2 separate regions of the Homo sapiens genome follow, and region 2 is linked to region 1. The links are chromatin contacts, found by Hi-C or POLR2A ChIA-PET in ENCODE. All regions are on one chromosome and are shown on one strand. The core of a region is the stretch at or near the end of the contact, and the rest is flanking DNA. Distances in the headings are between cores, read along the strand shown.

Evidence for each region. A loop is a pair of places that touch in the nucleus more often than their neighbours do. ChIA-PET counts read pairs that join two places held with the same protein, here RNA polymerase II (POLR2A). Pooled maps may share reads with other maps.
Region 2: a loop to region 1 is called in a map of astrocyte of the cerebellum, with 6 times the contacts of the local background. The contact joins two enhancer-like sites. A Hi-C loop is called at or near these places in 3 of 168 maps with a recorded cell type or tissue (astrocyte of the cerebellum, heart left ventricle and heart right ventricle) and 9 of 50 pooled maps. POLR2A ChIA-PET finds 5 or more read pairs at or near these places in 2 of 52 experiments (H1 and activated T-cell).

What each region holds. Positions count from the first base shown.
Region 1 is chr12:124,409,728-124,414,525 of GRCh38, forward strand. All of the region lies in intron 15 of NCOR2 (nuclear receptor corepressor 2), which reads right to left. Among named protein-coding and RNA genes, the nearest start is that of MIR6880, 75 kb to the left of the region's middle. RefSeq lists enhancers at 2,468-3,095, 3,096-3,724. Within about 2 kb of position 1,949, at least 15 of the 41 ENCODE cell types and tissues checked have a DNase peak (open chromatin) inside an H3K27ac peak, as active enhancers do; they include heart left ventricle and heart right ventricle, where a contact is called at or near this core.
Region 2 is chr12:124,495,667-124,500,195 of GRCh38, forward strand. The region is part of intron 2 of NCOR2 (nuclear receptor corepressor 2); the gene reads right to left. Among named protein-coding and RNA genes, the nearest start is that of NCOR2, 70 kb to the right of the region's middle. RefSeq lists enhancers at 1-283, 284-1,242, 897-1,026. Within about 2 kb of position 1,470, at least 18 of the 41 ENCODE cell types and tissues checked have a DNase peak (open chromatin) inside an H3K27ac peak, as active enhancers do; they include heart left ventricle and heart right ventricle, where a contact is called at or near this core.

The DNA of each region.
Region 1 (4,798 bases), core at 699-3,198:
TGCACAGTGGCATGATCACGGCTCACTGCAGCCTCCACTTTCTGGGCTCAAGCAGTGCTTCCACCTCAGCCTCCCAAGAAGCTCGGACCACAGCAGCAAGCCACCTCACCCGGCTAATTTTTTAATTTTTTTGTAGAGATGGGGTCTCACCATGTTGCCCTGGCTGGTCTTGAACTCCTGGGCTCAAGCGATCCACCTACCTCAGCCTCCCAAAGTGCTGGGATTACAGGCATGAGCCACCGCACCGGGGTGACCTTGTTTGTCTTGTCCACGAGGGAATCACCTAGAATGACATCCCTGCAGAACAGACTCAAACACCACCCATCCCCCAGGGACAACCTGCCGCCTGTGAGCCTGCCAGGGCCCCTCCCTCAGTGCCTCCAGCTGCCACAGACACCAAGGCTGCTGTTCTGGGAACTACTTCCTGACTCCAGCAGCCCAGCTTGAGATGTCCCCCAGGCCCCCTCGATCCTGACCGATCTGCTGCCTGGGGAGCGCTCACATTTTCCACCTCCTTCTGCCTCTCTGATGCGATCGCCCCTGCACTGCATCCTGGCCCATGCAAAGGCCATGTTGGTCTTTTCCTCAACCTGCAGCCCGGTCTGCTCCATCCCTGGGCTCCGGCCCACTCACCAGCTGCCTTCCCTGGGAGCAACATCCCTGACTGCAGGACGTGGGGAGCCCCCAACTGTCTCCCCACCTAGCACAAAGCTGGGCAGGAAACCAGAGACATCTGCTCACTTCAACCCTAAAACTGCACCCAATCCTGCCCAGCCCAGCTGGCCCTGACTGGAGAGGACCCAGCCACCTCCTCTGGCAGGCCTGGGAAAGTCGGCACCACCGGAAGGCTGTGGGCCCATCCTGGCCCAGCCCCAAGCAGGCAGCAGGTTTGAAACAAGATACAAGCCCTCGGCCTGGGAGCTGAAACACAGCCTGGGGTGATCTGGCCCGCCCTGCCACCGGTCCCCACCATCAAGTGACTTCAGCACCTAGGGCAGGCAGCTAGCCCTGAATACCAACACCCACCGCACAGCGGCTGCCCCTCCCCAGGGACCAAGCCTGGCTGCTCCTGCCCTGGAACAGCCTTCCCGGTCATACTGTTCCCTGTGCAAACTGTCCGAGTGCCACAGCAAGGGGAACAAGGTCACCAGTCCCTCCGCAAAGAGCTGGGAGAGGACAGACGGAGGAGGCAGGGGACAGGGGGCTGTAGTGGGAGGGAGGAGAGAGAAAGGGAGAAAGGTGGGGGAGGAGCAGAGACCTGGAGGAGGAAGGGTGAGAGGAGAGACCCAGGGACAGGGTGAGGAGGGGAGGGGGCGGGGGAGGAGGAAGAGGAGAGATGGGGGAGAGAGAGAAGGGGAGAGAGAGAGAGAGAGCTAGAGACAGAGTTAAAAGACTTAGATGGGGGAAAGAGAGAGAGACGGGAAAGCACATGCAGAGAAACAGACGAGACGTGGACACAGAGATAAAGACACAGAGAAATAGAAAGAGGGAGGAAGACATGGGAAGAGAAACAGACGTAGCCACCCGTGTGCGCGCATACACACACAGAGAGAGAGAGAGAGAGAGAAACCTAGAAAAATGCAGGAGATTCAGAGCCAGGGGCTTGGGCAGAGCAGACCCAGAGGGACAGAGATGGGGAACAGTGGAGAGTGGACGGCAGCAGTCGGGGGCGGAGCCTCGGCCTCCCTGGGCTTCCTTCTTGGACCCAGGCCGGATGACTGGAGCCCAGGACGGGCTGTTCCCGTCTCAGTGTCCCATCTCTGCAGAAAGAGAGGCCCCCTTGGCCACATGAACCCCCATCGCTGCGGGAAGGCCATATTGGCTACCAGGGGCCGGGCCCTGCCACCTGGCCTAGCCAGCCTCACATCCTCGCTCCCCAACGGTCTGCAGTCAGGCCCCAGCATTCCTGGGCTCTGGTTTTGCAATTCACTAGGATAACGCGGCCCTTCCATCAATGAATCATGGACTATAAACCACTGTGCCAGCGCTTGAGCTGTTCCCCGCACCGCCCCACAGTCCGTGATTCACCTCAGGGTGGTGGTGATGGGGCTCGGAGCCCAAGAGAGGATGCTCGGGCCTCAACCCAGCCTCCAGGCTCAAAAGCCGCTCACGGCCGATCTCAGGGGCCAGGTTCCGGGAGGTGGGGGCTCGGCCCTCCCTTGCCAAAGCTCAGGCCTGTGGGGTCTCATGGGGGTGGGTGTGGAGGGGCTAGCATTCCAAAAGCCTATGCCCGGGCCTGCATCCCCGTGTCAGAACACAGAGAAGCTTCCAGAAAGAGGATGGCACCCTCCATTAAACAAGAAGGCAATCCCACCACTCTAAACAGCCATGCACATCCCTCGCCTCCAGCCGGCCACAAGGCTAAGCACCAGTGCCATGGATGCCAAGGTGGGCCAGAGTGAAGGCGGCCGCACACAGCGCGGGTCTGAGTCCAGAGACGTCCCATGGCCAGCACTTTTAATCAAGGACTTTCATATTCCACTTTATAACCATCCAAGTTTCAGAAACGTAACCATCGAAATGACACACAAACTGCTTTGGTACAGGGCACATGGTGTCGGGGTGACAGGGCGGAGAAGGGCCTGGTGCAAGCACTTCAGACAGGGCAGGTGTCCTTGAGATGACACGGTGGCACTGGCGTCTTGCTGCTGGGCTGTGGTTAAGCATTCGGGTGGCCACAGCATCTATGAAGCGTGGCTTTGCAAACATGCAGATGCACAGGCTGCCTCCTGGGCTGGACTGGCCAGACCTCCCTTCTAGAAGGGGCTGGCTGCCATCGGCTGTCAGGCGCGCTGACAATAACTCAGCTCAGAGCTGCCTCATCCAAGTTGGGCCCTGGCCAGGGAGGCCGTTGCCCACCCCAAACACCTGGGAAGGGCCGTTCCAGCTTGAGTGTACTCCCATGGGTGGTCTGGGCTGTGGGGTAGCCCACCTCGGGCTTAACAACCCCTTCAGCCACCCTGCTCCCTGCTCAGGGGCTGACCCCCAGCACCGAGGTTCTCAGCAGCGTCCTAGACCAACGCCTGGGAGCTCCTTGGAAATGCAGAGTCTTGGATCTCGGCCTTATTGTGGGGTGAGGGGTGCGGCCCAGTGACTGGGTTTCCCCAGCCCTTCCGGTGATTCCGACATGCACTCACATCTGAGGACTCAGACTGGGACACGTCCCCTCACAAAGCAGACCTTGGCCTCAGACAGGGGGAACTCCAGGAGGGCACAGCCCCAGGATGCTGGCTACAGCCATCCCAGCGTGGTCAGTGGTGTCTGAGGAAGTCGGAAGCCTCGCTGCCGGGGAAAGTGCACGGTCCAGTGTCCCTGGAGTCACTTCTCACCCCCAGCCCACAGGCTTCCCCTCCCTCGGGATCCCACCACAGCCTCCATTTCAATCCCACCTTGACAAATGGCGAAAGGAGGGGCACCCATGTCCTTGGTCCTGGGCCATGCACCCCCCAACTCAGGAAACCCACAGGAGGCACGTGGGCGCTGTTGACCCTGGGAGGGGCGGTCGTGCCCACTCCCCGACACCTCGGAAGTCCTACCCTGTGTCCACCTCTGCAGCGTGGAATCAGGGCAGTCTGGGGTGTTGAGATGGGCCAGGCGCGGCTGATCCCTTTACCCTATTTTCGGAAGGATTAAGGTCGGATTCGCATCTGAAGGTAGAGTCTGACAACCCTGGCATACAGTAGGCACTGAATAAATGCCCCCGGATGAACATGCATATACTGTGCATCCGATGGGCACCTCCTGGGGGGTCTGTGGGGCGAGCAAGCTTGGGGACACGAGGCAGGAAGGCCCCTGCGAGCGGCCTCTGTCCTGGTGACATGAGAGAGGCCACTCGTGCCTGTCTTCAGCAGAGATGTGGCCTGGAGCCACGGGCACCGCGCCAGGACCACAAGCACCACAGCCTCTCTGCGGCCACCCACAGCAGCCTCCACAGCAACCCAGGAGAGAGGGGCTGTGCACTGGGAGTGGGGGTGCTGAGAGAGCGCAAGAGACGCAGAGCGGGAGACAGAGATGGGGAGGAGAGACAAGGCGGGAGAGAGGGAGATGAGGAAGAGCCCTCAGCAACTCCCCAAAGACATATATGGTAACGGCGGAGGCACTGAGAGAGAAAGAGACAGTGGCCAGCTGCTGTCCCCAGGAGCTGAGGGACACATGGCAGGGGAAGAGACACAGGTGGTGGCGGGGGGTACTGAGCCCCCCCCACCCCAGGACTCCCACCCACCCCATATCAGAGGGTGTCTCCACAGCACAGATCCAGCCTGGCTCACCTGGGGTCCCCGCATCCAGCATCCGACTCCCCACTGACATGGAGCCTCATCATGAGCCCCTCTGCCGCCTGCCCTCGCAGGGCTCCTGCACAGACCACAGGAGAGGCCTGTCCTACCTGGCGGATCAGGGCTGGCTTCCAGAAGGCTGGCTTTATGGCCAGTGTGCTGCCGAGGGGACGGCTGGGCCTCCCTCCAACTCCCCGGGCTGCATGTGCCAGGCTAGAACCCTCAGTCTGCCACTCAGCAGGCTCCTTGGAAGCTTCCTCACCTCCCTGTGCCTCTGTCTCATCTGGCCAGTGGGGATAATTACACACCTGTCCCCAACACTAGTGAGGTTGAAATCATCACAGTGTGTGGCGATAGTGCTGCATGACTGTTGGCCGGCACCATCACTGTCGCCGTCATCATCACCATCATCGCCATCGCCACCATAGCGGCCAGCAGCACCCATCCCCATCACACAGCAGGGCCAGGTGCCCCTGGAATTTTGACAAGGCTCCCATGTCTCACTGGACTCCCAGGTCCCATCC
Region 2 (4,529 bases), core at 220-2,719, 85 kb after region 1:
ATGGCTCCCAGCCCCCCTAAGCCCATCCAACTTCACTCCATGGCCCCCGGGTTTCTAAGTCACAGGGCAGAATTCCCAGAAAGCACCTGTCCCAGGAGGGGCGGCCGGCAGCAGGGACATCACACACCGCTGTCCCGGGCAGCAGGGACCAGGGCCAGCTCAGGCGGGCCACGGGCCACAGGCCACAGCATGACCTGGGCAAGGCTATGACCCTGTGCAGGAGGCTGACACCATGACATGGGACAGGACTGATATGAGGTTAGCCAGATGCAAACTAGGAGGTGGGATTAGGACATGGAGGGCTACACCAGGAAGAGCCAAGGGCAGAATGACAGCCAGTCGGGCCCTGCAGCCTAGGGATAGGTACCCCAAACGGCTCCTGGGGCAGATACTGGAGCCTTCCACGGGAGAGGATCTACTCGTGGCCACGCCAGAGGAATAACACGAAGCGGGCTAGCAGCTTTACAGATGGAAAAACAGCCCCACAGAGAAGACACGGCCCAGCAAGGGAGCCACGGGGACCCCTACTCCGAAGCTGCCTTTGCCAGGAAACCCCTAAGCACCCCCCACCCCCAACAAGGCTTCTCCCCTTCCTCCGCCAGCCACAGCTCCACGCCACCTGCTGGGCTTACAACAGGGTCCCATCCCAGACCAAGGCCCCCTCCACACTCTCCCTGAACCAGTCCCTCAGAAAAGGTGTGTCCATCAGGTCCTGCCTCATGCAAAGCCCTCTCCAGCACCCCCACAATTGCACACACCCCCCAGAGCTGAGGGAAATGCACCCTGGCACCGGGACCCAGCGCCTGGATGTGGGCCTCCAGTGGCGGAGGACTGAGGCTGCACCACACGAGGTCAGGGGTCAGGAGGGGAAACAGAGCATACCCAGCCCTGCAATTTCATCAGAACACCCCCTCCCCCAACCTGAAGAGGGTAACCGTCCTTCTCCAAGCAGGAAAGCCCTTGGAGGCCTAATGTGGAGGGGCATTGGGAGGAAGGTTAAGGTTGGGGGCCCTGACTGCCTCCCAGGCCCCACCTCATCTCTCATTAGTGTAGACTTGACCCTCCCTCCCTCCCCAGGTGCCAGGGATGGTCATGTGACCCGGTCCTGGCCAATCAGAGTCCTGCATGCTTCTGGGCCAGTGACTGTCTCAAGGATGAGCCTGTGACCCAATAGGAGTCAATGAGAATCTGCCTTGAGACTTTTGCTGCTGGAACCAGGAGAAAGGTGCTCTCTGCTGGGGATCTAAGCTGGGAATGAAAGCCTGGAGCTCTGGGGGCCACCATGCAGCAGGAGCCTGCCTGAGACCCACGCCCACCGGCAGGAAGGCAGGGCGAAAGGGCGGTAAGAGCAGGTTGTGTCCGATGGTGGCTGGAGGCAGGTCGAAGCCTGCTCACTTCATTAGGGGAGCCAGGGCACTCCTTCTGCACGTTTTGTCTTTGGCAGCCCAAGCTGGGTTTCTGTCACATGCCACCAAGAATTCGGGCTCACACAGGGAAAGAAGGAGTCACAGAGGAGGCCACCCCTTCAACTGGCTGCTGTCCATCCTTCAAACACAGAAAAGCCAAGGAATTCCGGAGCCAAGACTGACACATCTACCACCACCTCGGTCCTGCCTGCGTGGGCTTTCCCAGCCCCGAGACAGGATGTATGGCGCAATTCCCGTGAACATGGGAACACGTCCCGCTCCACCATCGCTAAGCTGCGTGGCCTTGGGCAAGTCACTTGCCCTCTCTGAACCTCCAAACACACAGTGTTCCCTAAACATCAGACATTCATGTGCCACCCCCGCGTAGGGACTTTTTTATAGAGATTACCCAGGCGACAGCCGTCTAGCCCCGGGCCTGTCACTTTCATTCAGTTAGGCATAACTTTACATACAAGAGAAGCTTATTATCAGCATAGGTATACAGAAACCCAGTACTATGTGGAATAAATAGGAAGGCATCGGAATCACAAACGCACTCCCACACACATGAAGACGTCTGTGCATATTCCGACTGCCTAAGTCCTCCTGCAAGGACCCCAGGAAAGGCCGGGTGGCGGACAGCAGGCACTCAGCAGCTCCCAGCACACAGTAAATGCTCAGCAAACCAGAATGCCTAATACTGCTGTCACCAGGACTGTCAATGATGCAGCTGCAGCCCAGTCACCAGTGACGCTATGATGGGGAGGCAAGGCACAGCTAGCCCTGCCCGGCCCCAAGAGCAATGAGACATCCGTTCTGCAGCCAGAAACAAGAGTCTGGCCCTGGGAGAGAGAACAGCTGTGGCCACCAGGACCCAGCCCTGTTCTAAAATTCTTCCTGCTAGAGCTCGGCTCAAAGTCTGCAGACCCTGGTCATCTCATGCAGCAAAGCAAATTCTATTCCCTTCTCTCTAGGTGCTAAACAGTTCCCGGTCTCTCGGAGGAGATAAGGCCGTCACTTCTGCAGGGTGCTGTTCCCGAGGTCTGCCCCTCTTTCAAGGGCACCACGGGCAACTTCCAAATTGCTATTGGATTTTGAGTTGCACAAGGTGGCCGAGAGGTCTCATTTACCCACAGCTTTTCTTTCCTCCTTTGCCCAGTGAGATGCTGCCTGGGGGTGACAGGCCCCTGGCACACGCTTACCATGGTGCACACGGGCACCAGAGACCAGGGAGGGTGACACCGTCCTAAAGTGCCCCGCAGCTGGCTGGCTGGCTTTCCACTGCCTGGGATTTACACAGTGCCCACCCCGGAGCATGGGGCTGGAACCTCGGCCCCTCACCTACCAAGGGGTTCCCCCACCAGCCCCCCACCCAGCGCCTCACATGCCGGTGGGGCCTGAACAGGGAACAACTCCAGTAACCTCGTGCCACCCTCACTCACCACGAGCTTAGGAAACCCAGTTTCCAACCCCTCCCGACCTGAGCCACGTTTCCTGCCAACTCGAAAAAAAACAAATGTTAGGGAAACGGTTTGGCGGTTCCTCAAAAATTTAAACATAGAATAACCATATGACCCACCAATTCCATTCCCAGGCATCCACCCAAAAGAACTGGAAACAGGGACTCAAACAAAACACGGTATGCATGTTCATGGCAACAGAATTTACAGCAGCCAAAAGGCAGACCCAGCAAAAATTCCAGTCCATCCCTACGATGGAGTATTACTCAGCCATAAAGAGGAACGAAGGACGGCTGTGTCCTACACCACACATAACCAGAAAATGTCATGCTGAACCAAAGAGGCCAGACACAAAAGGCCACGAACTGCCTGACTCCACGGATATGAAATGTCCAGAACAGGCACATCCACGAGGCAGAAAGGAGACTGGTGGCTACCAGGAGGGCAGGGTGAGGCAGGAATGAGGCCTGCTAATGGTTACAGGGTTTTACAGGGCAGTGATGCAAAGGTTTTGAAACTTGATAGAGGAGGCGGGTGTGCAGCACTGCGAATAGGGAAAAAAATAAGCTTTGACTTTTCATCAGCAGGTTTGGAAGTGAATGCCAAAAAAAATGATGACATCATTTCCTCAAAGATGGGGGCAGGAGAGGACGAGGGAGCCCCTCCAGGGTCTCCAGGATCTGGTCCTGGCCAAAGGAGGTTCTGAGGATGGATCCGGGCTGGAGGGGGAATTCAGACACAAACGCCCCATGTCGCCGCTGCGTCTGGCTGCGGTGGGGTCAGAAAGGGTGGGCGGCATTCATTTATTTACATACACACTGTGGTCCCTGCTGAGCCCCGGGCTAGTGCTGGGGACTTCTTGTGAACCCAGCGGGGTCCAGGCCCTGGAGGGTCTCAGGCCAGGGGCTCTGCCCAGCCCTGGGGAGAGCCAGGAGATACGAGGAAGAAGAACTTCCAGAGGGTGAAGGCGAGGGGATGGAGAGTGCTCCAGCTGGAGGCGCCGCTGAGCAAGAGCAGGGAGGTGAGCGCCAGCTGGTGGGGGGTGAGCGCAGGCTTGGGGGTGAGCCCCCGCCAGGCGGTGAGCACAGGCCCAGGGGTGAGCGAGGGCCTGGGGGTGAGCACAGGTGCCGTTTATGTTTGAGAAATTCATTGAGTGAATATGGGGGGAAGTGGGGACAGAGTCATTCAGGGCCCCATGGGCCCGGGTAAGGATGGATTTTGTTCTCAGGGCAGTGGGGAGCCACAGAAGGTGGTTGCGGGGGAGAGTAAAGGGTCAGTGTTTTACGAGCAGGCACTGGGGACAGCAAGAGTGGATCAGGGAGACCTGGGGAGGCTCCTGCAAATGTCCAAGAGAGGGGACACTGGGGGATCAGGGCAACAGCGACAGAGAAGGGGAAATGGGCAGGTGGATGAAAGTCAGGAGGGAGGCTGACTCTGCAGGCCGAGGAAACAGCTCGCTGCAGGAGTCCCGCTGCACAGGCCCGCTGCGAGGACCCTGTGCCTGTGGCATACCGAGAGGTGCCTGGGGAACAGCAGGTGCTCAGCCATGCAGAGTCAGGAGGGTCAGGCCTCCGAGGAGAACAAGACGGTGCCTGGGTGAGGTCAAGGGACTTGTAGATCTCAGGTGGCCGGGATACCCAACGGGGACACCAAGGGCCCAAGC